Regions from separate parts of the Homo sapiens genome. Here region 1 is linked to region 2. The links are chromatin loops, found by intact Hi-C in ENCODE. Cell type or tissue: mammary epithelial cell. All regions are shown on one strand. Each heading gives the region's core, and the rest is flanking DNA. Links, peaks and the distances in the headings are about the cores only. Region 1 has its middle 110 kb from the start of MAB21L3. Region 2 holds the start of LOC112268235 (a long non-coding RNA gene).

The links. Peaks named below come from ENCODE experiments on the same cell type or tissue, not always from the same donor. Only the 100,000 strongest peaks of a DNase experiment are listed, where the experiment ranks them.
Region 1: a loop joins it to region 2, with 5 times the contacts of the local background. A loop is called at or near these places in 4 of 110 quality-filtered maps.

What each region holds. Positions count from the first base shown.
Region 1 is chr1:116,210,337-116,226,840 of GRCh38, forward strand. No RefSeq gene overlaps it. Among named protein-coding and RNA genes, the nearest start is that of MAB21L3, 110 kb to the left of the region's middle. In mammary epithelial cell, for the core only: CTCF peaks have their summits at 6,958 and 8,719 (motif pointing right); no DNase peak of the experiment used is centred there.
Region 2 is chr1:116,478,146-116,494,649 of GRCh38, forward strand. LOC112268235 (a long non-coding RNA gene) reads left to right here and starts at 1,077. Exons shown (of 2, transcript XR_002958352.2): 1 at 1,077-15,348. It overlaps LINC01762 (long intergenic non-protein coding RNA 1762), which reads right to left and starts at 681. Exons shown (of 4, transcript NR_125972.1): 1 at 636-681; 2 at 1-27. RefSeq lists enhancers at 126-685, 5,203-5,703. In mammary epithelial cell, for the core only: a CTCF peak has its summit at 7,289 (motif pointing left); DNase peaks (open chromatin) are centred at 7,266 and 8,496; H3K27ac peaks cover 301 bases.

The DNA.
Region 1 (16,504 bases), core at 3,529-11,528, 270 kb before region 2:
CAAGGGCACCCCACACAGAGGTCGGCACCAGGAATTTACCTGAAACTTCTTTTGACATGCTTTCTGTGCTCACACTCAACTCCTCTTGGATAGTGAGTTTTGTGAGTTTAATACTTGTTGGCAACAAAAAAAGCATTTCTTTTCATTTTACCTAAAAGTCCTTTTGCTCAAATGTCACTGACCCATTCCTAAACCTACAACACTGGGGTTGGGTCAACTAGGACTTGCTTTTCCATCTCTGTGTGCTATTGGGGATTTTATGGGCATCTTAAGCAGCCCATCTCAGCCTTCAGCTTTCCAGACTGAAGTAAATATATTGCATCTGAAAGAAGGTCCTGAACATAATAAATATTGAATAATGATAATGGAGTTGAATCATGATAAGAGCTGCTTTTAAAAGGGAATTTAAATTCCTGCCACAAGTCCAAGATGTGAGAATTAACTAATAAATCATTGCAAGTACAGTGTTGAGGTGAAACAAATGAGTGTGCTCAGGTCCCCCTCAGTAGAGGCACATGTGTTCGTGTGTCCCCGTATTTTCTCCCATCTGTTTCTGTTTCCAAGTGAGAAATATGCCCTCCGTGTGCACGGCAGCCTGCCTTTGCGGGATGGCTGGATGCTTTTCTGAACCTTTCTATGGACAGTACACGTGTATAGGGATGATTTCTCTCCTATTAGGAGGAGGACGGGGAGGAGGAAGATAGGAGAGGGAAAGAGGGAACCTAATGTGTTCCCAGCTCCTATTTCATGCCAGGCATTGCTCTAGGTGTTTTAAGTGGATCACATCCTTTAGCCTCCACAGCAACCCTGCGAAGGAGATGGGGACCCCTTGTATACACATGAGGAAACTGAGGCTCAGCAAACCTGGGTGACTTGCCCAGGATGCTTGGATCAGAATTTTGGACTTCCAAGCCAGGTCTGTTGGAGCCCAAAGTCATGCTTTGTTAATGACACCATCCTAGGTCCCTTACCCCATGTGACCTCCCACCACCAGAGAGGCATGACTTCCTGCCCCTGTCCAGAGTGATAGGATTGTTCCCCTTACTGCCTTTGCCATTCCGCTCAGACACTTAAGCCAGGAACCCACCCAGACTCATAAAGTGCTACATGAGTTGGCCCAGCACCAACTTTCCTTTTTCTTCCTTTATCTACTTGCGGAAGCACATGGGCAAGACGGCAGCAGTGACTTACCCCTAGAAGAATAAAATCTTGAGTGGGTGCAGCCTGAGTGGTGTGGCTGGACACTCTAACAATGGAAGGATGTCCCTGAGCTTTTGAAGGGCGTTGACATTCACTGCTATAAAGCAAAGGTGGAGAGAGGATAGCAGCCACAGTGGCGGGGTGGGGTGCAGGCTGAGGGAAAGCAGGGGTGGAAGCTACAGCGTTTTCCAGGGTGAAAAGGAGGAATGAAGGGGACTGGAGACAGTTCTGTGGCTATCATTTGAGCTGTTTGTAATCTGAGGTAAATCCCATGTTTTTATTCACACCTGTTTTTATTTAGCCTTCAAACCTGGCCTTTGCGTATGATGAATTTTCTCCACATCCTAGGCCAGACATGCAAAGGCCCCCAAGATCCTAAATGGTGAAAACTATGAAATGTATGAGGAAGCCCGCCCAAGAGCAGACTTTATAAGTCATCTTCCTTCTGTCCCAGGTGTGTTCTTGCTTCTGTTAAGTAAGAGATGAGATTTGTCACTCTCTGCTTCCTCTTCTTCCTTCCTAAGTTTCTCCCCATTCCAGGGCCTGGCCATTGGCCATGAGGGCAGACAGGGACAAGTGGGTAATGCCTAGGTGCTGCAGACTCATCAAGACAGACTGCTATTCTGACAGCTCTGCAGCTTGTGTTCCTGTACCACATTTTAGGAGCTACAATCCCACCTCTCCGGGTGGTGTGGCAGAAACACAGCCAGGTTCTAAGATGGGGCAAGGACTATTCATAATAGCAAAGACATGGAACCAACCAAAATGCCCATCAATGACAGACTAGATAAAGAAAATGTGGTACATATACACCATGGAATACTATGCAGCCACAAAAAAGAATGAGATCATGTCCTTTGCAGGGACATGGATGAAGCTGGAAGCCAGCATCCTCAGCAAAGTAACACAGGAACAGAAAACCAAACACCACATGTTCTCACTCATAAGTGGGAGCTTAACAATGAGAACACATGGACACAGGGAGTGGAACAACACACAGTGAGGCCTGTTGAGTGAGGGACATCAGGACAAATAGCTAATGCATGTGGGGCTTAAAACCTAGGTGATGGGCTCATAGGTGCAGCAAACCACCATGGCACATGTATACCTATGTAACAAACCCTCATGTTCTGCACATGTATCCCAGAACTAAAAATTTAAAAAAAAAAAAAAGATGGGGCAAGGGAGCCTGGGGGTGGGCAGGCCAGAGGCTGAGGCCTGGGACTTTGACTGGGAGGGCAGCAAACACCTCAAAAAGCACCACCTTCCCTGAGTGTCTTGCTGTTTGACCACTATTATCAACTGAATTGGGTTACCCCCAATCCATATGTTGAAGTCTTAACTCCTCCAGTGTACTTGGAAATGGGGCTTAGGAGGAGGTAATTAAGGTTAAATGAGGTTATGAGGATGGAGCCCTGATCCAATAGGATTAGTGTCCTCATAAGAAGAGAAACCTAGAGCTTGCTTCCTCTCTTTCTGCCATGAGAGGACACAGAGAGAAGGTGGCCCTCTGCAAGCCAGGAAGAGAGCCCTCACCAGGAACCAAATTGGCCTGCACCTTGATCTTGGACTTTGCAGGCTGTAGAACTGTGAGAAATACATTTCTGTTGTCTAAGCCACACAGTCCATGGTATTTCATATTGGCAGCCTGAACAGATTCATACAAATGGATGAATTTGTATAGGAGTCAATTGCAAACTGATCAAACTCTTCGGTTTCCTTATGCTTCTCAATGAATTTTCACCTAGGCTAAGCAACCATCATGCCACAATTTCATCTTATAAAAATGGTTATAAATGTGACATTCATGAAGAATCTGTGCAGGGAAGGGATTCCTCTTTCTTGCCACTCCCTGGCCATGCCTGTGGGGAAGCCTGGAAGCCCAGCTCAGTTCAGTTCTATAGCAATTTTACAGAATCCAGTTCCAAGCCTCACTGCTTTGAGGGGAAAGGAAGTGCTTTGGGAAACCGACATTCCAACCATGGCAGCAACATTCCTGGGAACTGGCACTGGCCCCACCCTACCCCAGCCAGTCATTCAGGCCAGTATTAGTGTCAAGATTAGGGTCCTGACAGTGCCCTCCAGACAGCCCGACACTCATGCCACATTTTGTGTCTTTTTCCACAAAAATCTTACAAGGAATTCAGTTTTGACATTAAGTCTTAAGGAAAATGCAGTTTTAGTCAGGCTTCAAGGAACAATAATCAATAGCTTACCAACCAAAAAGAGTCCAGGACCAGATGGATTCACAGCCGAATTCTACCAGAGGTACAAGGAGGAACTGGTACCATTCCGTCCGAAACTATTCGAATCAATAGAAAAAGAGGGAATCCTCCCTAACTCATTTTATGAGGCCAGCATCATCCTGATACCAAAGCCGGGCAGAGACACAACTAAAAAAGAGAATTTTAGACCAATATCCTTGATGAACATTGAAGCAAAAATCCTCAATAAAATACTGGCACACTGAATCCAGCAGCACATCAAAAAGCTTATCCACCATGATCAAGTGGGCTTCATCCCTGGGATGCAAGGCTGGTTCAATATACGCAAATCAATAAATGTAATCCAGCATATAAACAGAACCAAAGACAAAAACCACATGATTATCTCAATAGATGCAGAAAAGGCCTTTGACAAAATTCAACAACACTTCATGATAAAAACTCTCAATAAATTAGGTATTGATGGGGCGTATCTCAAAATAATAAGAGCTATCTATGACAAACCCACAGGCAATATCATACTGAATGGGCAAAAACTGGAAGCATTCCCTTTGAAAACTGGCACAAGACAGGGATGCCCTCTCTCACCACTCCTATTCAACATAGTATTGGAAGTTCTGGCCAGGGCAATTAGGCAGGAGAAGGAAATAAAGGGTATTCAATTAGGAAAAGAGGAAGTCAAATTATCCCTGTTTGCAGACGACATGATTGTATATCTAGAAAACCCCATTGTCTCAGCCCAAAATCTCCTTAAGCTGATAAGCAACTTCAGCAAAGTCTCAGGATACAAAATCAAAGTACAAAAATCACAAGCATTCTTATACACCAATAACAGACAAACAGAGAGCCAAATCATGAGTGAACTCCCATTCACAATTGCTTCAAAGAGAATAAAATACTTAGGAATCCAACTTACAAGGGACGTGAAGGACCTCTTCAAGGAGAACTACAAACCACTGCTCAAGGAAATAAAAGAGGATACAAACAAATGGAAGAACATTCCATGCTCATGGGTAGGAAGAATCAATATTGTGAAAATGGCCATACTGCCCAAGGTAATTTATAGATTCAATGCCATCCCCATCAAGCTACCAATGACTTTCTTCACAGAATTGGAAAAAACTACTTTAAAGTTCATATGGAACCAAAAAAGAGCCTACATCGCCAAGTCAATCCTAAGCCAAAAGAACAAAGCTGGAGTCATCACGCTACCTGACTTCAAACTATACTACAAGGCTACAGTAACCAAAACAGCATGGTACTGGTACCAAAACAGAGATACAGATCAATGGAACAGAATAAAGCCCTCAGAAATAACGCCGCATATCTACAACTATCTGATCTTTGACAAACCTGAGAAAAACAAGACATGGGGAAAGGATTCCCTATTTAATAAATGGTGCTGGGAAAACTGGCTAGCCATAGGTACAAAGCTGAAACTGGATCCCTTCCTTACACCTTATACAAAAATTAATTCAAGATGGATTAAAGACTTAAACGTTAGACCTAAAACCATAAAAACCCTAGAAGAAAACCTAGGCATTACCATTCAGGACATAGGCATGGGCAAGGACTTCATGTCTAAAACACCAAAAGCAATGGCAACAAAAGCCAAAATTGACAAATGGGATCTAATTAAACTAAAGAGCTTCTGCACAGCAAAGGAAACTACCATCAGAGTGAAGAGGCAACCTACAAAATGGGAGAAAATTTTCGCAACCTACTCATCTGACAAAGGGCTAATATCCAGAATCTGCAATGAACTCAAACAAATTTACAAGAAAAAAACAAACAACCCCATCAAAAAGTGGGCAAAGGATATGAACAGACACTTCTCAAAAGAAGACATTTATGCAGCCAACAGACACGTGAAAAAATGCTCATCATCACTGGCCATCAGAGAAATGCAAATCAAAACCACAATGAGATACCACCAGTTAGAATGGCAATCGTTAAAAAGTCAGGAAACAACAGGTGCTGGAGAGGATGTGGAGAAATAGGAACACTTTTACACTGTTGGTAGGACTGTAAAATAGTTCAACCATTGTGGAAGTCAGTGTGGCGATTCCTCAGGGATCTAGAACTAGAAATACCATTTGACCCAGCCATCCCGTTACTGGGTATATACCCAAAGGACTATAAATCATGCTGCTATAAAGACACATGCACACGTATGTTTATTGCGGCACTATTCACAATAGCAAAGACTTGGAACCAATCCAAATGTTCAACAGTGATAGACTGGATTAAGAAAATGTGGCACATATACACCATGGAATACTATGCAGCCATAAAAAATGATGAGTTCATGTCCTTTGTAGGGACATGGATGAAATTGGAAATCATCATTCTCAGTAAACTATCGCAAGAACAAAAAACCAAACACCACATGTCCTCACTCATAGATGGGAATTGAACAATGAGAACACATGGACACAGGAGGGGGAACATTACACTCTGGGGACTGTTGTGGGGTAGGGGGAGGGGGGAGGGATAGCATTAGGAGATATACCTAATGCTAAATGACGAGTTAATGGGTGCAGCACACCAGCATGGCACATGTATACATATGTAACTAACCGGCACATTGTGCCCATGTACCCTAAAACTTAAAGTATAATAATAATTAAAATATATATATATATTGTTTCAGGGTTGGGCACAGTGGCTCATGCCTGTAATCCCAGCACACTGGGAGGCCAAGGCGGGAGGATCGTTTAAGCCCAGGAGTTGGAGACCAGCTTGGGCAACATAGCCAAGGCCTTGTCTTCTGAAAGAAAAAAAAAAAAAAGAATATTATTTCAGACCAGAATGAAGAATTAGCAAAATTCAAAAAAATTTTAAAAAGAATATTGTTGTTTCAAATACTTTCCCAGCTTGTGATTTAGTTTTATTAATGACATTATTTTGAAGTATAGTAATTAAAAAATTGAGTGGAAACAAAAAAAAAAAAAAAGAAAAATCTGGCTTTACAAACTGAGTGTGATTCTTTAACTAGACCTTTCTTGTTTCCTACCAAAAATATGAGGTCTTAAAAAATTATGTTTACTTGAATTCTTCATATTTTTATTCTGTGAAATAAAGGTGCATATGGATATGAAACAAATATTGGAATTGACTTCATGAGAATAAGCGTGCCTTAGGCTTCAGGAATGGCTAGATAGGGCCCTTCACAGCTACCCAGAGAGAATGGGGTGGGGGGAGGGGGTGGGAATGGGGTATGTGCAAGGAAGCTTAATGTATGCTATTTTGTGGTTCTAGCAAGGTAACCCCTTGACATCATTTAAACCTATTATGTTTCTAATTTTCAGCAGCAAACATGAGCATTTCTGACCCAGTCTTTTATGTACAAGGAGGCTCCATTCCATCTGTCCAGGCCTTGCCTCTGCCTCTGCTCTAGGCCACCGATTTATTAAAATGTGATCCTGATGCTGCACTCACATAGTTCCCATAGCCCAGAATGCACCAGAGGACCCACAAAGATGTATTTTATTCACCTTCTCATCACATAAATGCAGTTGTAGAGCTGCTTCTCTCTGCCTCCATGAGAGTGCGGTGTGAACCAGCATTCAAACTCCTCATTTTTTTTCTTGGATCCCAGACACAAATAAGAATAAAGCATGCTTACATGCCCAGGACGTTTCTAAGCTCCAGTGCCACAAAATTTCCTAGTACTGAGAATGCAAGTCTGTCATTATGGTATTTGCAGAACTAAAGACTGTGTTTAAGGCTTCAAAATGATGCTTATTTTACCCCTTTCCTGGACTGTCATGCCCAAAGCACTACATGCATAGTCTTTCTCAAGGAAATTTGCCAGGGAAGGCAGAACGGATCTCATCACATAGGAATTGTTTTGGGTTGGTTTCAAGCTGCAGAGTCTGGGGTAGAAGGAAGTTCTCCTGAGGACTGCCCTAGGGAAGGAGAATCTACACAGGGTTGTATACTACACAGCCAACGGGCTGCCAGTCTCAGAAACTGTGATGGGAAGGATACCTCCTTGGAGCTGAACACTGTGGCAGCCCTATGTCACCTATGGGAAGTGGGCGACTATGGAAGACATTGAATCCTGAAGTAGAGAGTGTGATAGGGGAAACTGGTGCCTCGGTGGATGAATGAGGATTCTGAGCTCTTCGGGGTAGAATAATGAGGGAAACAAGCAGATACCCAAACCCACCACATAGAACTCTAAAAGGAATCATGTTGGGAATGGAAGGCACAGAGGCATTTTCACTCTGGCAAAGTTCCGATTTTCTAAAAACACTTTCAAATCCATTTCCATTACTCAATGGTCCTGTCACTTTTAATTTCTTCTTTTTTTCCAAACCCATAATGCAATTAGAGAGATGGCATCCCACATCATTAATATCTCTATGATGCATTACCACATTTTTTAAAAAGGCTTTGTATTTTCTCTTGATTATAAGAGCAAAACCTGTTATTTGCCTGTGGCAAAGAAAGGAAGTCATATGCACAAAGGCATGTTCCAGGAAGATTAATCTGGAAGTGATATAGAAATGGATTGGGGTGGCCGGGTGCAGTGGCTCACACCTGTAATCCCAGCACTTTGGGAGGCTGAGGCAGGCAGATTGCCTGAGGTCGGGAGTTCAAGATCAGCCTGGCCAATATGGCAAAACGCTGTCTCTACTAAAAATACAAAAAATTAGCTGGGCATGGTGGCGGCACCTGTAATCCCAACTACTTGGGAGACTGAAGCAGGAGAATTGCTTGAACCCTGGAGGCAGAGGTTGCGCCACTGCACTCCAGCCTGGGCGTGACACAGCGAGACTCCATCTCAAAAAAAAAAAAAAAAACAAAACAAAACAACAACAAAAAAGATTGGGGGAAAAATAGCAACACTTGGGGAAAGGAGACTGCTCCTTTCCCTTCATTCATTCAGCAGACATTTACTGGGCACTTGCTATGTGTCAGTCTGGGTGGTAAGTGCCAGGTATCTAGAGATGATACCTGGTATTACATCAAGAAGCAGATGCCAAAACAGGATGTGATGTGCAATAAGTACATTGGAGGGAATGCTTATGAAAGATAAAGGAGGGAAGCAGGAGCAGGTGGGAGAGTCTTCAGACTGTGATGCAAGACTGGCAGCTGTGGAAGGAGGGAGGGAAGGAAGAGCATGGGCCCAGTGCACTGTGGAGAACATCTCAGCTGGGTCAACAGAGAGCCTCCAGAACAAAGGCTGTCTGCTAGAGGAGCCCCATATGGGACAAAAATGGGCCAGACTTCGTACTCCTTAGGGTGCATTGGCTGAGGGTAGACTGGGAGAAATGTGAATACCATGGTGTATCCAAAAGGTGGCAGCTGCAGGCTGTCAGCCAACTACATTTCCTGCAGCAGCTTCTTTTGAAGGACATCTGAGTGGAGCGCTTCCATGGCCAACACAGCCTTCCAGGAGCTCTCGATGTAGATATATAACATGACGTCACAGCTGCATTCCAAGCCTGAGGACTAGCCCTTTGAGGTTAGATATTCATTCCCTGTTCAATCAGCTCCAGCCTAGGTTGGCGAGCAGTGTCCGTGCCTGGCTGTGATAAGGGGGTAGGTGCTACTCATATGCCCAGGACAGAAGGGAGATGGGTAATATAACACAATTATGTATAAGATACAGTGGAGGAGAATTAACCAACCGCTTAGAAAAGAGTAGTCAGGGAAGAGTTCAAGGTTAAAGGGATGTGACAGTTGAGTTTTAAAACATGATTGGAACGTGTCATATACACAGGAGGATATACAGTATAATTCATTTCATTGGAATCCTGGATTCATATCCCAGCTCTGTCACTTATCAGCTGTGTGACCTTGGGTACGCCTCTTAACCTCTTTTAAGTCCCAGTTTCTTCATCTGTAAAATGGAGATCATGATAGCACCTATTTTATAGAATAGTTATGAAGATGCACGCAAATTCATTAGCAAGTGCCTGACCTATGGTATGTGATCAAAAAATAGTATCACTATTCTTGTCATTACTATTTTTAGCATCCCCAACCATGAAAATATCTGTACAAAGGTGTGCTAGGACGGAGGGCAGCCAGTCCAGGGAGCTGCTGGTGGTTCTCTATGGCTGGATCTCACAGATTAAGGGAAGGCGTCATAGAATACAAGGCTGGGGAAACAGTCCCAGTCTGAGGAAAACCTTGTGTGCTACATAAGATAGTTCAGACTTCCCTCTAGGCTCTGAGAGGCTGTTAAAGGATGTTACTTAGGGAAGGAGATGATCAGATATGCATTTTTAAAAATCTGCCTCCTAAAGATTCTTGAATCCACAAAGATACTAAAAAGGACACAGGAAGAGTAAACAATTGTCAGGATCTGAAAGAGTGAAAAGAAAGTCACTTTGGACTGAAAAAGTAAAAAGGAATCCAGTTAATCAGGCTGGAGAGACAGATATAGATAAAAATCAGCCCCAAAGTTAACAGGGGACCTTGTATTACCTGAGGTCATGCAGTGGCTGTAAAATGAGTGACTACTACTTTTCTTTCCACAACACCCCCAGGCTCCCTTTGTTAAATCCTTCTATTACTGAGATTACTCAATTGCTAAACTGCCCTGGCCTCGAGATAGCACTGAATTATCCCCACTTTCCCTCTCCCAGCTTTGGAAAGGAAACAGTATAGAGCTGATCCCCGCTCAGCAGCCTCTGCAGGTCCTCTGGAGTATCCTCCTTTGCTGTATGTGTGTCAGGCTACAGGTTTATCCCTGGTGGTCTTTGGGTGATATGGGTAGTTTTTTTTTCTTTTAAAAAAAAAATTTTAATTAATTATTTTTTGGTAGATGGGTCTTGCTGTTTTGCACAGGCTGAACTTCAACTCCTGGGCTCAAGTGATCCTCTCGCCTCAGCCTCCTGAATAGCTGGGTATGATACGGTTTTGATAATATGCACACTGCAAAAGCAAAGTATTGCTGATAACAATGTGCTAATCAGCAGTGTCACTGGAAACCACTGAGCTAATGCTTGGAATAAAGTGCAAGAGGAACAACTCTAATCAGAAATCTGGATAAGAGGTGTGGTACGGTGGCTCACACTTCTAATTCCAGCATTTTGGAAGGCCAAGGCAGGCAGATCACTTGAGGTCAGGAGTTTGAGATCTGCCTGGCCAACATGGCGAAACCCCGTCTCTACTAAAATTACAAAAATTAGCTGGGTGTGGTGGTGCACACCTGTAATCCCAGCTACTTGGGAGTCTGAGGCAGGAGAATCGTTTGGACCCAGGAGGCAGAGGTTGCAGAGAGCCTAGATGGTGCCACTGAACTCCAGCCTGGGCAACAGAGTGAGGGAAAAAAAAAGAAAAGAAAAGAAAGAAATCCGGACAGGAACAGGCCTAGCCACACTTTCTGAGAATGTGTCAGCCCATACCTGGAGAATTACTTTCTCTTCTGGGACTACATCTTAGAAGAAACACAGGCAAATAGAACCACATTCCAGGGAGAATGCTTAGGGTGCTAAAATCAGTAAAAAATAAATCACATAAGGAATGCTTGTAGAAAATGGGGGTATTTCGTTCTTGAAGGGAAAATGCAAGAAAACCACCCTCTGTTAACAAGACGTAATATTCAAAGGGCATTAAACTTGCCCATTAAGGCCTGGATGGATGGAATAGAACCAATGAGTAAAGCTATAGGCAGATTCAAGCTCGACAGAAGGAGAATTTCACTAACAGTCAGAGGGAACCGCACATCAACTGGACTGCCTGAGGAGCCTCCTTGTTACAGGAGCTACGGAGAAAGACTGGATGATGCCTTGGCCAGGTGTGGTACAAGGAACCGAAGCCTTATGGGGACTTTGGGCTAGGTGATTTTTAGGGCCCTCCCCTCTCAAAGTCTCTGTCCTGAAAGTAGAGGCCCTCACTGGGCAGAAGAAGTCCCCTAACGCCAGCAATGCCTATAGCTCCCATCTCAAGCAGGTGGGAGGTGGGGCTATGAAACCAGTCCACAGCCCTCCAGTAAGGAACAGTCCTTCCTCAGAAGGAACTGTGACACCGTGTGACTCTGGTCACCTGGCTATGGCTGCCTGGACCAAAAAGGCTGGTGGGTTTGGAAGCAAAAACTGAAGAGAAAAGGAGAAAAAAACCAAAACAAAATCCAGAGTAGTTGGGCAAGCAGGACCATGAAGATAGCAGGAGTCCTGATAGGGCAGAAGCTGTAGGGCAGCATAAAGCTACAGGCATTCCCAGAAGCAATGCCAGGGAGGAGGGTTGAAGGGGAGGACGATTTAAAGGGAAGAGGGGAGGAGGGCTGGAAGGGAGGAAGTGAGGAGGGAAGGAGGAGGGGAGGGGAGGAGGGGAAAAAAGAGAGGAGGGGAGGTGGAGCTGGGAAGAGGAGAGAGTCTCCACAATGTTGCGAAATGGAAGAGCCTCTGGGGCCAAGATAATGGAGAGAAAAAATAGACTACTGCTGTCCCAGGTCCCTATGGTTCGGGCTCTTGTACCCTCTTCTGGCACCTGTGAAGCCAAGGTTCCCTGGGTTCCCCTGAGAGTTCAGTTGTTTTTATAGCCAAGCACACCCATGGAATAAGCCCCTTACCTGAAGCTACATGAGTGAGACCTTGTTTTTTGAAATTCAAAGCATTTAAGAGAAGGCCAGAGGAGGAAAGCGGTGACCATTTGGGCCTTGAAAGGAGAGGATGCAGCAGTGCATCTGGTAACCACCAGCACCAAAACTGGTGAATGCAAAGCTCTTCATCAGTGAGAGACTCAACTCCCCTCAGGCCCGTCACCCTCTCCCTGCATCCTACCCTCTGGAAGCCCACAGCTTCTCTCCCATCAGAATAACAAAGAACCCTGGAAGCAGAAAACAGTGCCCTGGTGAGTGAGGACTCCCCAGGTAGACAGAATACTAGATGTTTCAGCCAGAAGGAGTTTGACCACAGAGGAGAATGTTTGGTCACAGAGGCTTCCCTCTGTGAAAGTGAGAGGTATCTGAGGTGAAAGAACAACCTCCAAATCCTCCAATCCATCATGTTCCATTCTCCAAATGCAGACAGCAAGAGCCAGCTGCCCAGGAAGCCTGAGGCTGCAGAAGGACACTGGGGCATCTCTTACCAGGGCCCTTCTCCTTGGCCCAACTTTCTGTCTGTGAGATGACAGCAGTGTCCCTTGGAGTGGCGTGAGTTTTCATGAGAGTATTATTGATGAAGTCTTTTTTGATCCTTACTCTTTAAGGAAGATCCCTCCCTCCCTTGTTACTGCAGTGCAATACTGGACTCACCCTCAGTGCGTGAGTCCTAGTACTGGTGGCCACATCTGCTCCGACTGCACATTGCCCAGGCTGTTATAATGATTATTTTTGAATATCATTATATTTTTAACAGGTCATTTTCCTTGAGGGTCAGGGATCTCTTCTTTTTTCCATATCCTCAATATTCAGCTCAGTGTCTAGCATAGCATGGGGCTCAATGAATGTCTGATAAATGAATGACCTTCAGAGAAAATAACCAAAGTTAAATTCTACAAATTGTTCAGCTGAGCTCTACATTCATCCCAAATGTCTGATTTCTAGACCCCATGCCCAACCATGGTGCATCCAGTTTAAAACATAGTACATATTTGTACATTTAGGTTTTAATATACTGAGTTTCTCTGCTGTTGTCAACTTCTTCATCAAGCTCCAGGCCCCTGGGGACACAGACCACATCACCAAGCTCTCTTATTAAGGCTTCAACGGATATAGTTGGAAGAAGAGTTCCCATCCTCTGAGTTTTGCTAGGATACACATAATTAAAAATGCAGAAAGTAAGACCACCACTAAATCATGACCTACTAAACAGATAATTTTTTTTTTTTTTTTTGAGACACTGGTCTTGAAATCCTGGGCTCAGGAGATCTGTCTGGCTCAGCTGGGATTATAGGCATGAGCCACCATGACCAGCCAAGAGATGGAAAATGTAGACACTAAGGCATGAGCTGTAAGGAAGATGATTCTAAAAGCCTGTGTTTTGTGTTTGTGACACGAGCTAAGTCTTGTTCCACCACTTACTGTTAGTGTCACCGTGGACCAGTTTCTTAAACTCTCTAAGCCTCAGTTTCTTCATTTGTAAAATAGCACACTTAACATATACCAGAATAAGCTCTGAATAAGTTAGCTACTATTTATTTATAAGCAATAGAATCAAAGAGGTTTTAAATGTCACTAAGTTTTGGACTGAGTTTTTCAGAGCCCAGTCAAAGGTGCTTTGTGGGGAGTAGGAGTAAAGGTAGGAGATCAAGCAGACACACCCCTGCTTACCCAGAATCACTCTGCATTCATCTGGTTGATGGAACTTTTATGTAGGTTTTAGGGAAAAGGAAAAGGAAGAGTTAGTCCAAGCTGCAAAACTGGTGCCAGAATCTCCTCTTAAACGTCCTGGTCAAATGGTTGTCCAGTCTTTTCTTGAACACTCAAATTCTCTCAGTGAGGCCCCAAATTAATTTGCTTAGCAATTTTCCTATTCTTTAGAATATGAGAAGCTCAAACAAATAGCTAACCAAGTTTTATTGCCTTGAGGAAATCCTGCCAGACCTACTTTAATGAAAAGAGCATTGTTCAAAATTAATTGAAGTCCAATACTCCTACAGTAGTGCTACAATAGTTACCAAAAACAGTTGTCCTCCATCGGTTATAAATGTCTCCCAGCAATCTTGGCCATGCTGTTAATTTGCTTAGCAAATCCGTTCAGTTATGTTGAGCATAAAGAGAGTTTCAGCCTAGACCCTTGTGCAAATGTCCACAAATTCTGAATCAATTGAGTTAGTGTTGCTATAATGATGTTTTCTACTCTATAGCACTGGTTTTTCAAACCATTTTCATATCTAATGTCTTACTTTAGTCAGTTCCTCAAAGTTGAAATGAGATGAGATCAAATCAAATCAAATTCTATAGGTCAGCACACTCTGGAAACTGCAAGGCTCTGTAAGTGATTGTTGCTAATAGGTTATTAGACCCCAGGTTCCTGGCTCTGACTCACAGCCTGGCCTGTCTTCCGAGGCCATGTGGCCTCTTCACTCCAAAGGGCTGGAGGATGCCTCGAATGTCTTCCAAGACCAAGGAGGGCCCTGAGGCTTGGTGACTGGCAGATGCTGGTGCAGATGGGTGCAGAAGTGAGCAGATGCACCGTGTGTAGTGCTGTCAGGAATGGGTAGCTGAAGAACCCCTCATGCACACCTGAACGCTTGCCCTTTGGTTTGTGGTTGTCACTGCTCTTTGCTTAGCTTGCTGTTGCCACTCCATTTCCATTTCAGAATCATATCTATCTTTTAAGCCAGGCCAAGCAGTTCACATGCCACCTGCTTCAGGAGCCTGCTCTGGTCATCTCAAGGTCAAGTCATCCCTCCCTCTCTGAACATTTTAAGCTCTTTGCCCCACTCCCCTGACCCTGCCTCCACATTGCCTTGTGCTGCGGCTATGGAACAAGGCATTTCTTGCCCATTTGTTTACAAGCAACTTGAGAGCACACACTGTGTTATATGGAGCTGATTGTGGCAGACACGGCTATTGTCCCAAGTACCCAGGCCCCCTTCTTCCTTCCAGTGAGTTTTGGCCAAGCATATGGCTGCCCAGCTAGAGCTGCATTTCTCAGATTCCTCTGCAGCTAGGCATGGCCCTGTGAGGTGTTTGTCAATTGGATGAGAGCAGAAGTGAGGTGAACCTCCACTTCAAATTTTTAACAATGAAGTAGCTTGTCCCCTTTGCCCTTTCCCCTTCCCATGGTCTGGAAAGCAGATGAAGCAGATAAGAACCAGACCCTGGGGATGGCAGAGTCACAAGATAGGAGGCACCTGGGTCCCCAGCAAAGCTCCCTGCTACCTCAAACACTTACGTGAGAAATAAACTACAATTTTCCTTAAACTATTCTTTTTTAGGATCTTTTTATTAAAACTGCTTTGCCTAAGCACTCATCAGCGCAGAAGTGCTCAACTCAATTTTTTGTGTGCAAACAAATAGATGCATGGCCAGGTGTGGTGGCTCACGCCTGTAATCCTAGCACTTTGAGAGACTGAGGTGGGTGGATCACCTGAAGTCAGGGGTTCAAGACCAGCCTGACCAACATGGCAAAACACTGTATCTACTAAAAATACAAAAATTAGCTGGGCAGGGTGATGCATGCCTGTAATCCCAGCTACTTGGGAGGATGAGGCAGGAGAATCGCTTGAACCCGGAAGGTGGAGATTGTAGTGAGCTGAGATTGCACCATTGCACTCCAGCCTGGGTGACAGAGTGAGACTCCATTTCAAAAAATAAAAAATTAAAAAAAAAAACAAATAGATGAATGGATAAAGAAGAGAAAAAAATAAAATGAATGCATGAATGAATACATGAAGTATTGTCAGTTGCAGTTCTGCTTGAAATAACACCTGTCTCATTTTCCTAATGGCGGCTGATTTTCCTGATAGAGAAGGAACCAGGGAAGATTTGGGGGAAGTGAAGAAAGACCTATTTTTAGAGGATGAGTCCCTCAGGGAGTCCAGTGACTGCTTTGCTACTGCTACACTTTTTGTGTGATGTTAGGATACTCCCCAGGGACCTGTCATCAGAAAACCCAGAAGGGAATTTCCTATTCTACCAGGAGTTGACTTGAAGTATCTAGAGCTGGCAGTGCATCAGAGCAAGGATTTGTAACAAAGGACAATAAAGGCCATTCAAATAAGTCTATCTTTCTAATGGCAATATTCTTTAAGAAATTTAGAATGTTTTGTATGTGCAATCTACTACCTCTGTTAAGTGAAGTGGAGAAAAGGAATATGTGCTCCACATTCCTCACAAGGCTGTAGTGAGAATCAAGTGAGATCATGTGTGTGAAAGTGCTCCATTAACTTAAGTACAATAATAGATGGCCAGTGTTATGTCTGCCTGGTAACTTACTTCCATTATTTATCCGTATGATTCTGGTTGGCTGCTAATCACAGTTCCTTCTCCTGGGTCAATATATCAAGAAAGTGACCTAAATCTCTCCAATTATAGTCCCCAATTCCTTGGCCACAGTAATTAGTCCAAAGGGTGAACACGTGATTGACTGGATCACTGAGAGCTCTTCTCGAGGAAGAGCTTTATACCCTCTCTCTTTCTCTTGGGCTATTAGCAGGGATGAAGTGAT
Region 2 (16,504 bases), core at 2,882-10,881:
AGGGAAACAGGAAAGCGATGTGAGAACCTAGGAGGGGGGAGGAAAAACAATGGGAAGGGAAGAGAGGTAGCAAAGCCAAAGAAGGACAGGGAAGGAAGAGAAGAACAAGGGAAGGACAGGGCAAAGTGGGGAGAGAGGAACACGGACTCCCACAGGGGTTGGATCAAACAGGCTCGAGCACATTTAGGGACTTCCTCCTGCCACATTGGTAGGAAGGTGGGTCAAGTCAGTTCCTGAGGAGAGGTCTCCCAGGAGCAGTTATTAGCATAAGGTTCTACATGTCGGGAGGTCATGGACCTTGAAGATTTGAGGAAAGGTATGGGGTTTATCCCTAGAAAAAAAATACACATAAAGGGGTTTACTAAGCCCCTAAACCTCCATGAGAAAACACAAAAATGAAAAAACCCTGGGTTCAGCTGACGGTGTTTCTGGAGCTGGGACTGTGTCATCCCTGTCAGCATCCCCTCTCCATGTGATGCCTTTCAGAAACAAGTTTGGAAAGATGACAATGGCGTCAGCCACAATACACATTCTGTTTGCTGAGCCTCTGTCTTGCCCTGTGAGCGCCCACCCTCTCCTCCCCACCTGCAGGCCCACCGCCATGCAGCTCCCAGGATGAGGTCATGCTTACTCACAGGGTCCCTTCCTCCAACTCTAGGCAGTCCAGTGCCCCTACATGAAGTGGTGTCCATGCTGTGCGTGAACATGCTCCGCAGTCTTGAGACCATTACACGGCTGGACAAAGGAATGCCTGGCCAAGCCACCAATGGGAAATACTTTGCAATGCAAATGAGTCCTCCAAAGCCAAGCATTCCCCTCTCCTGCTAATTACTTTTACCTGGTTGCATTAGAAATCCTGGCCAACATGGTGAAACCCCGTCTCTTCTAAAAGTACAAAAATTAGTCAGGCATAGTGGCACACGCCTGTAGTCCCAGCTACTCGGGAGGCTGAGGCAGGAGAATCACTTGAACCCAGGAGGCAGAGGTTGCAGTGAGCCAAGATCGCGCCATTGCACTGCAGCCTGGTGACAGAGTGAGACTCCATCTCAAAAAAAAAAAAAGAATGGCTTCATATTCTGTATAGTCAGGAGCTGGCTCAATGTTAATGTCATTGTCTCTCCTGAAATCACCTGTCAGTGCAAGAGACCTCTGAATTTCCTTTCTTATTTCTTGATCTAAGCATGTATATAGTGTCATGGGCCAGGTTAATTAAAGCTCACTGAATATCACATACTATCCTCTGAACAATCATACGTGTTGCTTCTTTAAAAGCAGGAAAGAAAAAATCAGGTTCTATATGGCCTACCAAGCTTAAATCGTCTCTGTGATGGGAACTGTACAAAAGTCAACAGGTCAACAACAAACACTAGTTTACATACTCAGTAGGTGAAAGAGTGAGCCAATTCATAGATTTCATTTCTGATTGTATTTTTTAACATTTTATTTTCAAAGAATTATAAATCCACAGAAGGTTGCTAAAAGGTGGAAACAACTCAAATGTCCATCGATGGATAAATGGATAAATGTGGTACAGTGGTCCCCCCTTATCCTGGGGGGATACATTCCAGGATCCCCCAGTGGATACCTGAAACTGTGGATAGTACCGAACCCAACTGCTGTCAGTGGGAACACATTTCTGTTCACATATTCCACCTACAATTTAACGCCTTTTCCAGCTTAACTAAACACTTACCAGTATTGTGGTCGTAACTTGCGGTTTGAGGTGTGACAGCAAAACTAGCACGAATTTCTTTTTTCCCTTCACAATTTCACAGATAGAAGATTCATTCCTAACTATAGATCTTAGCAGCCTCAGCATATCATTTTTTTTCTTTCCTGAAGCCGAGAATTTTCACCTTTTCACTTAAAGGAAGCACTTTATGGTTTCTCTTTGGTATATTTGAGTTGCCAGCATCACTACACTTGTGCTTTGGGGCCATTATTAAGTAAAATAAGGGTTACTTGAACACAAGCACTGCGATACTGGGGCAGACAACCTGGCAACAAAGATGGCTATTAAGTCACTACTGGGTGGAGAGTGTAGACAGAGTGGACACGATGGGCAAAGGGAGGGTTCATGCCCTTAGCAGGATTCAGCAAGATTTTATTATACCTCTCAGAACTACTCACAGTTCAAAAGGTATGAATTGTTTATTTCTGGAATTTTTCATTTAATATTTTTGTATTGCTGTTGACTGTGGGTAATTGAAACTAAGGAAAGTAAAATTGTGGATAAGCAGGGATGGGCTACTATACATACAGATAATGGAATAGTATTCAGCCTTAAAAAGGAAGGAAATTCTGATATGTTTCTATGACATGGATGAACCCTGAAGACACTATGCTAAGAGAAATAAGCCAGTTACACAAAGATAAAAACTCTGTGATTCCACTTAGATGAGGCACTTATACGAGTAGTCAAATTCAAAGAGACGAAAATTTGAATGGTGTCTGTCAGGGGCTGGGAGGTGAGGGGAATGAGGAGTTGTTTCATTGGTATGAACTTTCAGTATGGGAAGATATAAAAAGTCCTCTGGAGATGGATGGTGGTGTTTGTTGCATAATAATGTGAATATATTTAAAGCCAACAAACTGCGCCTGTAAAAATAGTTACAATGGTACATTTTATGTTATGTATATTTTACCACAATCAAAAATTGACAAGAAAGTCCCACAGACACTTCACTAGGCCAATCCAGTGTAACAGCTTGCATGACTATAATACATTATCAAAACCAGGGAACTGACATTGGTACAACCCAGACTCATTCAGACTTCACAAGTACTCGTGTGTGTGCGCGTGTGTGCGTGTGTATGTGTGTGTGTGTGTGTGTAGCTCTATGCAATTTTATCACCTGTGTGGCGCTGTTTCATCACAAGCCACTCTTTGTGCTGTCCTCTGTGGCCACACTTGCTCCTTCCTGACAACTAACCTGTGCCTCATCTCTATAATTGTTTCACTTAAAAAATGTTACAAAATGAAGTCATACAGTATGTAACCTTTTGAGATAGGCTTTGTTCACCACATAACTGCCTCGAGATCCACCCACGTTGTTGCATGTATCAATAGTTTATTCCTTTTTATTGTTGGATAGGACTCAATGATATGGATGGAAATGTTTGATTATATTTTTACATCTACCATTAATAAATTCAATTTTCTGTCCACATTAAGACCATCGGTGAATGGACTTGATTCCAATGTGACCACTACAGGAATGGCGTCCAAGGGGCTCACCAGAGCATCCTAGCCTCCACCCACCCATGCAGGGGCTTTTGTCTGGGCCATAGGCTGTTTCATTGAAGAAATGGGTCCTACCGGGCCAGCTGTTCTGCCTACTGACTTTCAGCTGTGGGGACCACAGTGCATAGGCAGTAAGATAGACAGGAACACCTTCAGTAAACAGAGAAGGTACAGTCTCAACCCCCGGCTTGCCCAACCTCAGGGCTGAGACTCCAGCAGTGGCATCATGGGAACAGGCAGCTGGGGTTCCTTTAAGAAGGAAGGTAAACTCCAGCAACAGTTGTTTAAAAATATGATGCTTTCCAATTCTCAGAGGGGAGCTTTTATATTTCCACCACTCACTGTGGCCCAAACCTCACTGTGCTGGAATTTAGCTGTCCCCTTGACTGTTGACCCCAACACAGCATCAACTCCCAGCCCCGAGCCTCACAAAATGCCTGGCCCCCGTGAGCACACAATAAATGTTGCCGCAGGAGTTGGTGTTATTGAAGGAGAGAGGCGAGTCAAAGGGGCCTACAGAGGATGACCAACTCTAACAAGCAAGAGCTGCTTTCATTTCATTTTTAAAACCTGCTACCTTAGCTCTGGCAGGAGCCAGAGTACGAGAGAGGAGCAATAAAACCATCCCTTTCTTCCTCTCACTTCCAGCCCTGACTGCCCTCCCCTCATCCCTTCACACCCCAGATCTTCCTCCCAGACTCTAGGGAGAACTTTGTGTTCTGGGGAGGGTGGGGCTTCTTACTGAAGGGCAGGTGTCAGTGTAGGTGAATAAGCAGGTTGGGTGGGGGTTGGGTGAAGGTGAGGTCACTCAAGGGGACTCTTCGGCCACGTAGGAATGAAGGAACAAGATTGAAGTCACACCCCCCAAAAACCAACAGAGGTTCTTTGAGCCTTTTCCTCCAACTCTCCTTCACCACATCCATGCCTTAGCTTCCCAACCTTGGCCTCTTTGCTATGGGCAACCTGAATAGTTTGCATTTCTAGACAAATAGGTGAAAGAAAAGAGCAGCCATAACCCAACATCCCTGTAACTGGCCCGGGGCCCCAGATCCTGGGACTTTCCCCAACAGCTGGATACTTCTTCCTCTGTGAAAGATAACAGGGATTGGCTGGAGCTAACCCAAAAAGCAAGCAGACATAGACACAGGCTCTTGGAAAAGACCAAATACTACTCAAACCCAGGGATTTGGTTTCCCCACCCCCAAGGACCCAGGAAGAGGTTGCTCACAGCTGGGTGAGGTGCAGCACTTTCCACAGGAATCATGGCCTGGCTCTTTCCAGGGTAGGGGAGGAGCAGGTGCCGCTCCTCTCTGGGCATGCGTGCCTCCTGGGTGTCCTTCATGGAGCTTACACAGTGTGCTTTACACAGAGGCTATGGCCTCTCTGGAAGAGTTAAGATCTTTCTATAGCTCTTGAGATGGAGTATTTAACACCAATAAAGGCTTTCACCACCTCCTCAAAGCTTTGAACTGTTTTGTTTTTTAGAGATGGGGTCTTGCTGTGTTGCTCAGACTGGTCTTGAACTCCTGGGTTCAAGCAATTTTCCTGCCTCAGCCTCCTGAGTAGCTGGGACTATAGTTGCCAGCCTGGGTTTCCATCTATATCTTAATAACCAGAGTTGCTGTGCACTGTATCTAGGATTTGGCTTACTTGGCAAACTCTATGTCATAAAATCAGTATTTCTTCAATAAACTCAATATTTATTTACTATGATCTGGCAGCTGAAGTAGCCCAAACTTCTGACCTATATTCTGTAAGGTGGAAGAGTGGGCCTTTTAGTAGAAATCTCCAAGACCTAAGAATCTCTATTGAGACCCTGGGGTTAATGCAGGCTCCACCAAATCCAAGTGCTGGCTGGGAGACAGGAGTCAGCAGGATTTCACTGAGATGGTCAATTTTTATCCAGAATAGGGCTATGCCTGCATTAATTTGTCACCAGTGGAATGAAAATACAAACCCGCTGAGTATGATAGTTTGATATGAGGAGTGGTCAGTTATATAGAAAATTTAAAACAGAAAGCCCATGAGAAGTTTGCCTTTGGAAATGCCCATTAACTCCTTCCTAACAGGGTGACAGAGAGCTGGTGCCACCACAGGGAGTGTGCTTGTCAGAGCAGACCTCCTCCCCAGGTGGACACCATGACCCTTCACATCCTCCAGATCAAAGCTTCACTTTCCCCTGCTCACAGTGGCTTCTTGGACGACCATGTCTAAACCAGACCCTGCCTGCTATTCTTGACCAGACAGAGAGAACAGCCTGAGTGAAGACTCTGAGGCAGGAGTGAGCATGGCATTAGCAGGGCCTGGCAGAAGGCCAGGATGATGGCCACACTGAGTGCTGGGAAACACAGCACAAGATAAGCCTGGAGAATTGACAAGGGCCGGTCTGTGCAGAACCTGAGGGCCATGGCAAGAAGTCTGCCTTTTCTCCCCATGTCCAGAGCAGGGAAGAAGGATTTGCAAGTTTCTCACACATGCCTTGGCTTAAGCAAAGCTTGCTGGCCTCCTTCAAGCCATAGCACAGGGTGGCGTTTGCCGTGCCTGACTCCCCAAGCTAGGCACTGGGAGTCCAAGTGAACCATCTGGAGGGGTCAACAGTGACGTGAGCAGATAAGCCACAGCACATTGAGCTAGAGGAGGAAAGAGGAATGTGCACATCCCTGCTTGGATGTGGGGGCAGGAGGGGGAGGGCTCCAGGAAACCTCGCACAGATTCTTTGGGCTGCCTAAATCCCGCTGCTCCATGTCTAGGTGGCTGAAGCGCCTCCTGGCCTGCCTCAACCCCTCCTCTGGCCTGTCCTGTTTACCAGCCCTGCCACCTGCCCACTCTAAGAGGCTCCACCCTTCCTTGGAACACGGAGTTCTCTGCCTCTGGACTCTGGGGAGGGTGAGATTGTTGAGGCAGGCGGGCGAGCATGAGAGGGAAGGAAGAGGGAGGGAGGTCAAAGATACAAGGTGAGCTGGAGAAGAAACGGACTGTTTTGAGGATTTCCCCTCACACATTCTGGCTCCTACCTCTGACCGAAAGCAAAGGGAGCAGCTTTTACCAATGGAATGAGGCCAGGGTGTGTTGGCTTACACCCATAATCCTAGCACTTTGGGGAGGCCAAGGTAAGAGGATCAGTTGAGCTCAGGAGTTCAAAACCAGCCTGGGCAAGATAGCGAGACCCCATCTCTACAAAATTTTTTTTTTAATTGGCAGGCATGGTGGCATGTGCCTGTGGTACTAGCTACTTGGAGGCTGAGGTTTGAGGATCTCTTGAGCCCAGGAGGTCAAGGCTACAGCAAGCCATGATCGTGACACTGCACTCTAGCCTGGGTGACAGAGTGAGACCCTGCCTCTAAATAAATTAAATCAATCAATCAATACCAATTAACTAACTAACCAACCTGTCTATCGGGGTCAGTCAGCTCTTATAGTCCCACCTGAATTCTGCTTTGCCTTCTCCTGCAACAGCAACGCCTTCGAAAGTGCTTACTGTGTGCTAGGCAGGCGTTGCACATGGACAGGGACTGGGAGTTCAGATGGCCAGCTGGCCTGCTGTCTGGGGACAGGGGGTTTCCCAGGACCTGAGACTTTCAGTACTAAAACCAGGACAGTCCTGGGCAAGCTGGAACAGCTGGTCACCTGGTGGGAACTGAGCACCCATGGAGTCAGCAGAGAAGGAAGGCGGCACCACAGCATAGCTGGTGGTGGGAGCAAGCAGGAGTCTTTTCCTCCTTAGCACTGGAAGCGCCACTCTTGGCATTTACCTCCCTTCCTGAATGGAGCCCCACCTGTTTTTATGAGGCCTCCCCAGGCCAAGCCCTCAGGATGGGCAGGGGTGGGTTGAGACTGTGCTGTCTCTGCTGTTTGCTAAGGTTGTTCTCATGGTATCACGCTGCCAGAGACTGTCCACTTGGCTCACATTGATGGAGGTCAGCTAAGGACAGGCTGATTAGCTGGCCCCTCAGGGCCTTTCTCTTGGTGACACAGCCTCTGGCTCAGAACAAAGGCCCCTCATTTTGCTGAGGCACAGACTCTTGAACGTGAGAGTGCTGCCACCTGCTGGTCACAGCGCTGCTTCCAGAAGGGGAGCTGGAGCCTCAGGAGGGAGACTGGGCCATGAGCCCAGGTCTGTAGCCTCTCTGTGGGCCACAGCACCACCTCCCAGCATGCCCTGGGCCAGATAGCTGAAGAAAAGAAGCTGGGGACCCCCCTAACAGGTATGCCTTGAAGGGGACTGCAAGGCTCTCTCATGCCAGAACTCTCTCAGGCTGGCCATGGATTCCCAGAATTCCCAGCCAGCGTGGGCACTCTTAGCTATAATAGAACCCTCGGCCCAGTGGTGTGCTGGAGCTGCTGGGCAGGAGGCAATCATCAAATATTCAGGAAATTTACCAGCTGCACTGGTCATGGTGGGAGTATTTACACCATGGAAATTGGCAAAGGCTACAGATTAAGAGTTTTCTCCACCCGTAACTCTTCCTCCAGTGGATTTATCAGTACACCTTTGCAAAACCTCTATCAAACTTAAAATGTTGTCACCTGAGAAGGGGCAAGTACCAGCCTGTTTGTAAAGGTTTCTCAGATAAAGCATCAAGTATGGAATTGGCATCATAGAGAAGAAATACATTCTGATAAGAGGGAGATTGTGAGGAAGGAAATTTTGTTAAGCTCCCTAAGAACAACTAAGGTAATAGTTAAGGGCTCTGCGATGAGAAACACATGGATTCAAGTAGCAGCTCTTCTACTTGCTAACTGAATGATGCTGGTCAAATTGCTTCATCTCTAGCTTCCAGTTTCCCTGTCTGCAAGTGGGGGTATTGGGAGTAGTTGCCTCATGTAGTTGTGAGGTGATGCGTTTGATGAATCTAAGTGCTTAGAACATTGCCAGGCAGAAAGCAAGTGCTCAATACATCTTAGATATTATCAGATATTGATTAGAACCTCCACTTCAGCAGGCTTAAACTGATCTTGACATCTTCCTGGTAAAACCAGTTTCACCTCTAGATGTCTTTTACAGGGTTGGGGAATGAAGACTGGTTCTTCCATCCTCCCCGGCAGCTAACCTTTAACATCAGCCTCGGTTTGGGCTATTCATTTGTACTTGTCCCCTACAGTTAGTATGTAAGAAAATGTATCCCCTATACTCTTAATATGATAAAGTACATCCTGAATGTAAAGTATCTAAGCAGTGAACACTTGCCAAACCAACCCAAAATATTTTGTGTAAATGAGTCACTGGCCAGTTAAGAGGTCAAGTATAGAAAGGGCAGGACTCAGATCCGATTCCAACTCCAAGACCTGAGTCATCCTCAGTTGTATTGCATCTGATTTAAAGGAAGATTATGTTAACAAGACACAAATTGAATAGAATTGGGGAAAATGGGAATCTGAGAGCAGTGCTCTTTCAGTGGAAAGAGACATGGGGCTTAGAGGACATGAGCTCCCCTCTCATGAGAGTGGAGGGCTTGGTTGTGCAGTAAAGAGAGTTGGTGAAGTTTCTATAGAGCCTGATGGACTAAAGCCCAAGAACTGACCTGATGGACTTGCCCCATCCAAGACTCTGGTCACCCCTCAATCTTTGAATGAATACTTTGGCTTCTTGGGTGCTAAAATCCTTGGAAGATGTGTCCTTAGATGAGATACATATATTTCCATTGTTAAAAAGTTATAAATGAGTTTGCATTATACTCTTTTGACTTTTGTTATATGGACAAAGATTAGGTTAGATTTGGTTGCATAAAACAGACAAAACAGTAGCATAAATAAAATGTACATTTATTTCTCTCCCATGTCAATGAAATCCAGATGTTGGCAGCCTGGGACAAGTATGGCAACTCTACAGTCATCATCAGTCACTATCTTATAGCTCCATTATCTTCAACATGAGTTTTTGTCTAGTGGTTTAAGATGGTCACTGGAGCTCCATCCAGGCTGCTTTCTTGCCAACAAAAAAATCATATTTTCCCAAAGTCTGACAAATCACTGCCCAGGTGTACTCATGCAAACCCATTCTGATGCAAGAAAACTGAAAAATGTCTTTATTCCAACTAGGGGTAGGAGGCATTTGCCTAGCTAAAAATTAAGGATTCTATTTTTAATAAAGTAAGGTAGCTAGATATTGGTGGACAGCCCACAATCTCTACCAAAGTAGATCAATTTCCCTAAGCCTGCTCATTTTTGACATCAGAGAACTGCTGCACAACAACCCCCAGGATAAACCACCCTGTGAGCCCAGGAAGAGAAGATGGCTGGATTCCCTCTCAACACTCTCCTGCCTCAGTGTGAATTTAATCCCCATACCCCATAAGCCCCAGAGCCTCCATTCTGTTGCTGCTACAGCACCTGTCCAAAGTTCCCTCCTTTCCAATTTTGGTCTCATCACTAAACTTCAGACCTCCGTGACCACTGGTCTGGACTTTTGCAATAATGCCCTCATTGTTCTTCTGCCTCTACTCACTCTCCAAGCCTTTCTGCTGATGGATTGCTCTTCCTGAGGCACAAGTCCCACCATGATATATCCCTGCTCAAGAATGTCCATGGTTTCCCATTTTCTGCCCTAAAGTCTAAATTCCTTAGAATCCTGAAGGCTTTCTATGACAAGGCCTTTCCCTGAATTCCTAAGCTCATCACTCTGAAGACACTTGGAGATCCAGCAAGTGCCACTCCTTAAATATGACTTGAACACTTCTGCCTCCATGCCTTCCTTCCTGCTCTTCTTTCTGCTTGGCATGCTCTTCCTTTGTCTCAGCCTGCCTAAATCCTACCCATCTCACAAAGCTCAGGACAAAGGCCTCCTCCCCCATGAAGCTTTGCCCAAGCTAGAATGACCGTCACCCTCCTAAGTGTTGCCACAGGGCATTATGCTTCCATTCGGCTCACATTACAAGTATTTCTGTGTTCCCTACTAGAGTGGGGCTGGGCTATGCTTGCTTGCTCACAGCATCTCACATTAGTGCCTGCCATATCAGCAACATGCAATGAGCGTTGGTAGAACTGAATTGCAGAGTACAGCTGGGGCTCCGTGGAACAGAACCAGTTGGAAATAGGATGTGAATGAGAACAGCTCACAGAATGACCTGCTGTGCCTGCCAGAATTTGGAAAGTTGGGGTGACCACTGACACCACTCTGGGAGCAAGTATTCGGGTTCCACTTAAATATACAAATGTAGGCCCAGGACTTCCACCAAAATGAAGCCCCTTCTGGGCTTGTGTTTGAGGAGCTGTATAGGGTGATAGAGTGACACTGGTAAGGATTGCTGTCCTCTCTACTTTATTTTTTTTTTTAAGGTTCAAGATCTGAGTTGCCATAAAAATAAAAACCTTGGTGGGGGTGGGGGTGTGGAGGGATTTGAAAGAAAACTGTAAATTATCAAGAAAAATGATTCATTTCTCAGATGAAGACCCTCAGTCCCAGAAAAGCAAGGGTGAGTATGCCCAAGGTCACCCAGCCAGGGTGAAGGGTGGGACTTAGCCTGTCCCAATCCCAGTCTACTATTTTCTGCTCCACCACCATAGCTGCCCAGGGTGAAGACACCATCAGTTCTTAAGGTCACTTCTAATTTGGGGAAATAAAAGGTCTTGAAGGTTACACAGAGATTTGTGCACTGCTGATCTTAATTTTATGCTTGCCGTCATAAAACCAGTTTATGCTTATACAACTAAAGGGGGAAGACATGCATCCAATTCTCTCAGTTTCAGTTCTTTGTCTTTGCATCAGTTATTTAGATTTTTCCCTTCTCTGCTCATTATCACTTTTCCTGAGGAGGTAACAAAATGTCTTTTTCAATTTTCTTCTGGGACTAATTCTCACTGGGATCACCCATTTTTTTCTCCAGTTTGCAACTGGCTAGATTTGATTGGAATAGATAAGGCCTCCGACCATAGGCTGTTGAAAGGCCCTTTGTTTGTGGATTACAAGCGGTCATTCAGTTTATCCCATTCATTATGCGACCCTACTTTTTTGAGTTGCAAGGTTAAGGCCTGGGGCAAAATGTTGATGGAAAGGAACATTAAGCACCAAGTAGTACCGTGTTTGTGTTCATTCCAATCCACATTCACCTCCCTTAACTGGTGAAGGTTATGACTACAGCCCACTCTCTAGTGACTCATTTCAGGAAAAGGACATGTGACAAGAACCTGTCTCACATGGGACTGCTTGCCAGGGGTGCCAGGACAGAGATGGCATTGTTCAGGAAAGATTCAGGAAGTCAAACATCCGGAGAAAAGCATGCATGGTTAACTCACCCCACAGGCTGGATGAGAACATATTTTTTTTCTCACTGATCAATCTGTTTATCTACTTCTACAAGGGCACTCAGAGGACTTCTGGAATAATTATTCCTTTTGGTCTTAAATGCAGCTTTCCTGATGGGCCAGGAAAGGGAGAAGGGATAAGTATTCCTGGAAGTGTTTTACCTGTTGTCACATTAATTCTATCCTCCCAATAGCTTTTTGAGATCAACATTATCCCCACTCTCAATGTATAAATGGGGCAATTTAGATAAGGCAAGTTAAGGAATTTGCCCAGGCCTATCTGCTACTAAGTGGCAGACACAGGATTCAAACTTGGATCGAGGTTGACATTGAAGTGTATTTCCAATGTCAGAAAATGTCCTCTTTCCATGCTAGTGCCCAGGTTTCCTCTCAGACAAGTAGCAGCTGCTAAATGCTACTGCAGAGCATTGTCTCTCCCAAACACATCTCTGTTCTGACCTCTTTCCATCTAGCTGTCCTCAAAACCCACACAAATTCCACCTTCTCCATGAAGACTTCCTGATCAGCCCGTCCCAAGAGACTATGTACAGTCTCACACGCGCTCTCTCTCTTCTACCTCTGTAATCCTCTCTGCTTGCACTCCTGGTTTAGCCCTTAATAGATATAACTTAGTGCATATAAACTTTCACTTGCATACGCAAACTCCCAGCTGTACTATAAACTCCTCAAGGACATGAACAATGCCTCTGTTGAGCCCTGAGAATTTGTAGCATAACGAATAATACCAACTAGCTGCTGCAAAATGCGTGTTGAATAATTAACTGGTTAATTTTTAGGAGAGGATATGGGAGTCCTCATGATTCTGTTAAGTAGACAAGCATGGAAAACTCAAAGGCAAGTAGTTGTCTCTTTGGCTAAGACTCCCCTTAGCACCACAGTCTGTAATTCACTCACCAAATCTTTCTGGGTGTTTTAGAGAAGATGGACATTGCTCTGCACTGAAACCATGCGTTAAGCCCTCTGCCGGTTTTAGGGCAGACTAAAGCACCCTGCCCAAAGCTCAGAAGGTTCAGGTGAGTTCAGAAAGCTCCAGGCTTTCTGGCAGCCTAGTATGTTCCCTTAGTCTTTTCCCAGTCTGGGCACTCACTCCCAGCTCCTCCCCAGGTGTCCACCTCTTAGCCTCACCCCAGGCCTTAGTGATGACAGCACTAGGCAGCAACTGGTATCTCCCCTGGAGGCAAATATGCCTGCACAAAGCCCAGACCTTATGCTCTTCTCTCCTGGGATTCTGCTTATTTTCTTTCTCCTTAACTTATTGCCCCTTCTTCTATGTGGTCTGTTAATCTCCAGATCTTTGAGAAGGATGACCATGATGTCAGAGCACGGGCCTTGGCATGGCCTGTCTGCATCTCTCTACTCTCCGCTCCCCGCAAGATTCCTGGGTCATGTGGGGCTTCCTCAGCACCCCCTCTCCATGCAGCTCCTCCTCTCTGAGTCTGCCTCCTGCCTTTCCTTCCAGCCCCATCCAGGGTGTGGAGAGAGCTCTTGACCACAGGTGGAGGTGCCCTTCCCCACACCTGATGAGCTCTGTCCACACTTGGAGACCAGCTTGTGCCCTATGGGTCTGAGCCTGGGCCTGCCTGTCCCCCAACCTGGCCATGAGGGCCCTGAAGCCACCATCACGTCTTACCTTTATTTCTGATGCCTAGATCTGTGACTGTCACATAGTAAGTGGTCAATCAATATCAACAGAAGGTGGAAATAAATGGTAAATGAGTAAACAGTCTTGGTTCTGCTCTATGAAAATACCGAACACATCAACTCACTCTGACATTAACCGTTTAGACACTTAAAGCAGGCCTCTGAACTAGACAGATCTGGAAGCATCACATAGATCACCAATCACCTCATCTACAAGATGAAGACCAAGACTGGTAAGTGGCTTGCACAAGGTTATACAGAGTGTGAGTGGCAGACCCAGACTGGATCAGACTCTCTGAGTCCCTGCTGAAGGCACCATCTCAGCCATGCTTTCAGAGTAAGAAAGCTTTGCTTCTAAAATACCTAGTAATTCAGACTTTTCTCCCAATTATTTCTAATTAGTAACCTACCTAGCACTGATGAGTTCTTGAATATATGCATGCATGCATGCATGTATAAGTGAATGAATGAATGAAGGCGAGGTCATGCTGGATTCACAGCAGCAGCAGTGCAGCTTTTCCAATAAAGGCACTAGGGATGTGTGCAGGATTGAGGTGATGCGTTTAAGGCATCTTTCTGCCTCACAACCCTGACACTGTGCATACCCGGGCTCTGCCATCGCCCCTACTCTGCAGACTGACAGAGGCTGTTCTGAGCTGTCCTTGCCAGCACCATTCTTGTTGAAACTATTAGGTTGCTATTGTTTTTAGCAAACAAACAGCTGATGCCTCATAGAAAATTTAGCATTTGCTCATTCCTGTTCCATTTATCTTTTAGTTTGTGCATTTTCTCTTCTTTATTAGCAGGGCACTTACTGGAAAACTAGATCTCTGTCACTTACTGGTTTCATATGTTTCTTCTGTTCATAACCTACCTGGAGTCAGAATTATGTCTCTGTCACAGAGCAATTGGTTGCTATGGAAATGATCATAGCACCCCAGACAGGAGGCCTGCGTTGGAGAGAAGAGGGAGTGCTGTGCCCATTGGGGTGGGGGTGGGTATGGGGGAGGTGCTGCAGGAATCCTGAGTGTGACTTTTTAAGCTAGTACTGACTTGTCTAGGCCAACCTGGTCATCTTGACCCTCTTCCTACTCAAAGTTGTGTGTGTGTGTGTGTGTGACACTTCACTTATCCACACTCCCACGCACCCCACCCAAATATAAAACAAATGCTTCCCCTAACTTCTCTCTTCTACCTCCAAGTCCAACTTAAAGTTCACCTCCTCAATCTTCTGTGGTTAACCACCCCTGACTAACCCCTTCGCCAATCAAACCCCCCCCCCCATTCCTAGTGAGTTTGTACTTAATTCAATTGCATTGGAATCACTTGCATTCCTTCTCCTGGGCTTTTTTTTTTTTTTTTTTTTTTTTTTCTTACCGGGCTTATGTGCTTTATCTTCCCAACAGTATCCAGGCCCCACAGAAGTCCATCTGGGCCAGTTGGTTTTATCTTCCCACAGAGCCCAAGCCAAGCTTGGCTGACCACAGGCCCCTGATAAATGCTGCCCCCGACTCTCAGAGAGATGGACAGTCTCAGCCCCTGAGCCTGTCCACTTTAACCCATCCAATCTTACCTCCTGAGGATCAGTATGCCTAGAGCAATAGGCAAATTAGACAGCTCTGGATATAATTTTAAACACTGTCAACCCAATGAAAGGAGAAAAACTCTAAAGCTTCATTTGCCTAAAACGTCCTCAGATGAAAAAGGAAGAATGAGAAAACAGTTTAGTTATTTAAAACTGTCTTATTTTTGTGGGTTTTAACTCATTTATGTTTCAAGTTTGCCCTTAGTCTTGGTTGCCTGTCACCCACAGCAACTTTGACCTCCAGAACCCTTAGGGTTCACATGCAGTGACTCTCCCTTCTGGGTTTCCACTGAAGGACCTTGCGGGACTGTCCAGGTCAATGGCAGCTGTACATGGTGGGAGAACCTGGGCCTGTTCCAAAGTGCTTTATAGGACAAGGTTAAGCTCACAAACATGAGTTGTGGACTTGGGGCCTTTCCTTTGTCTAACGGGCAATATCCTTACATCCGGGACCTGGGGGTGCCGAGCCCGTGAACTTCCCTTGCGGCCTGTGGTTGGAGACAAATAGCTGTGCTGGCTCCGTTGGCAGAGTTGGTGTTGGTTTTGGTGCCCCAACCTCCTTTTTCTGGAATCTGCCCCATATTCAGTCCCCAGATGGAAGTAAGCTGATACTCAGGTAAGAAGGGGGCGAAAGTCAGGGTGCCTCTAGTGTGGAGTCGACGCTAGGGCTGGACGCCATGGTTCCACATCCCAGAGCCCATCTGAAAGACCTTCTTTGGCGTGCCGCTCAGAGCTGCTCAGAGAGCGTGGAGCTCGGCCCCCAGCTCAGCCCAGGGCTCTGTGCACTCATGGAAAGGGGCATCGTGCCTGGAAACGCGAGCGGCCATTCTGGCGCAGGGACAGGGCCTGGGCGTCTGTGTGTGCTCGTGCCCAGTTGAGAGACTTGGACGGGGCGCGGAGGGCTTGCTTCTTTCCCAACCTAAGGGCTGTTTCAGTGAGGTCGTCCTTCTGAGGCCTGAGATGGTGCCGGGGGTGGCCTCACCAGGAAAAGGCGCAAGGCAAACATTGAACAGACAGGCTGGAGCTCCCAGGAGGAGCTTTGGTCCGTGGCAACTGGGAGAAGGGCCTCTTTTGGGGACAGCTGATAAAAAAGCTGCCACCCTATCCTCCAGCTCCCCCACCTCAGGGCCCCACTGGAAGACAGGCTTGACTTTCTTCATCCCGCGCAGCACGGGCTTGGTGAAGCTGGAAGGAACCCTCTCATGCAGTCTCCCGGCTTCTGCTTCCGACTGAACCCTCCAGCCTAGGCTTCAGGCCAGGCCTCTGTCCCCACACAATGGGGACTTGGATAGTGATTTTTAGGATTCTTTCTAGCTTTCTACCCTGACTAGAAAAGAGAAGAGGAAGTGCCCCGTTGGCTCTGCCGTGGACCAGAAGACCTTCCCCTACTGCTCATATTTAGTTAGCAATTACCCAAGGTGTCCAAGGCCCCTCCAACACTGTCACTCACTGCTAGGAGAGGCCAGAACTCCAACTCAGGCTGTGCGGCTGGCTGCAAGGGGGTGACGTCTGGGTTAGCTGTTTGGAGACGGAACCACAGGTCAGCTTTAGAGCTGATGGCGCCTTCATGGGCACAACGGGAAACCAAGACAGGCAGTTACCAAGTGATCCTTCAGCATCTGGGCGAGACGCTTTGTCTTTCCCAGAGAAACTATTTCAATGAGTTCTTCCCGGGAGAGAGGGAAAACAAAGCTCAAATACCAGAGCCGCAGAAACCGCCTGAGGCTGATTTGCTCTGACAGGCCGGCGGCTGCCCTCTCCCAGGGACAGCC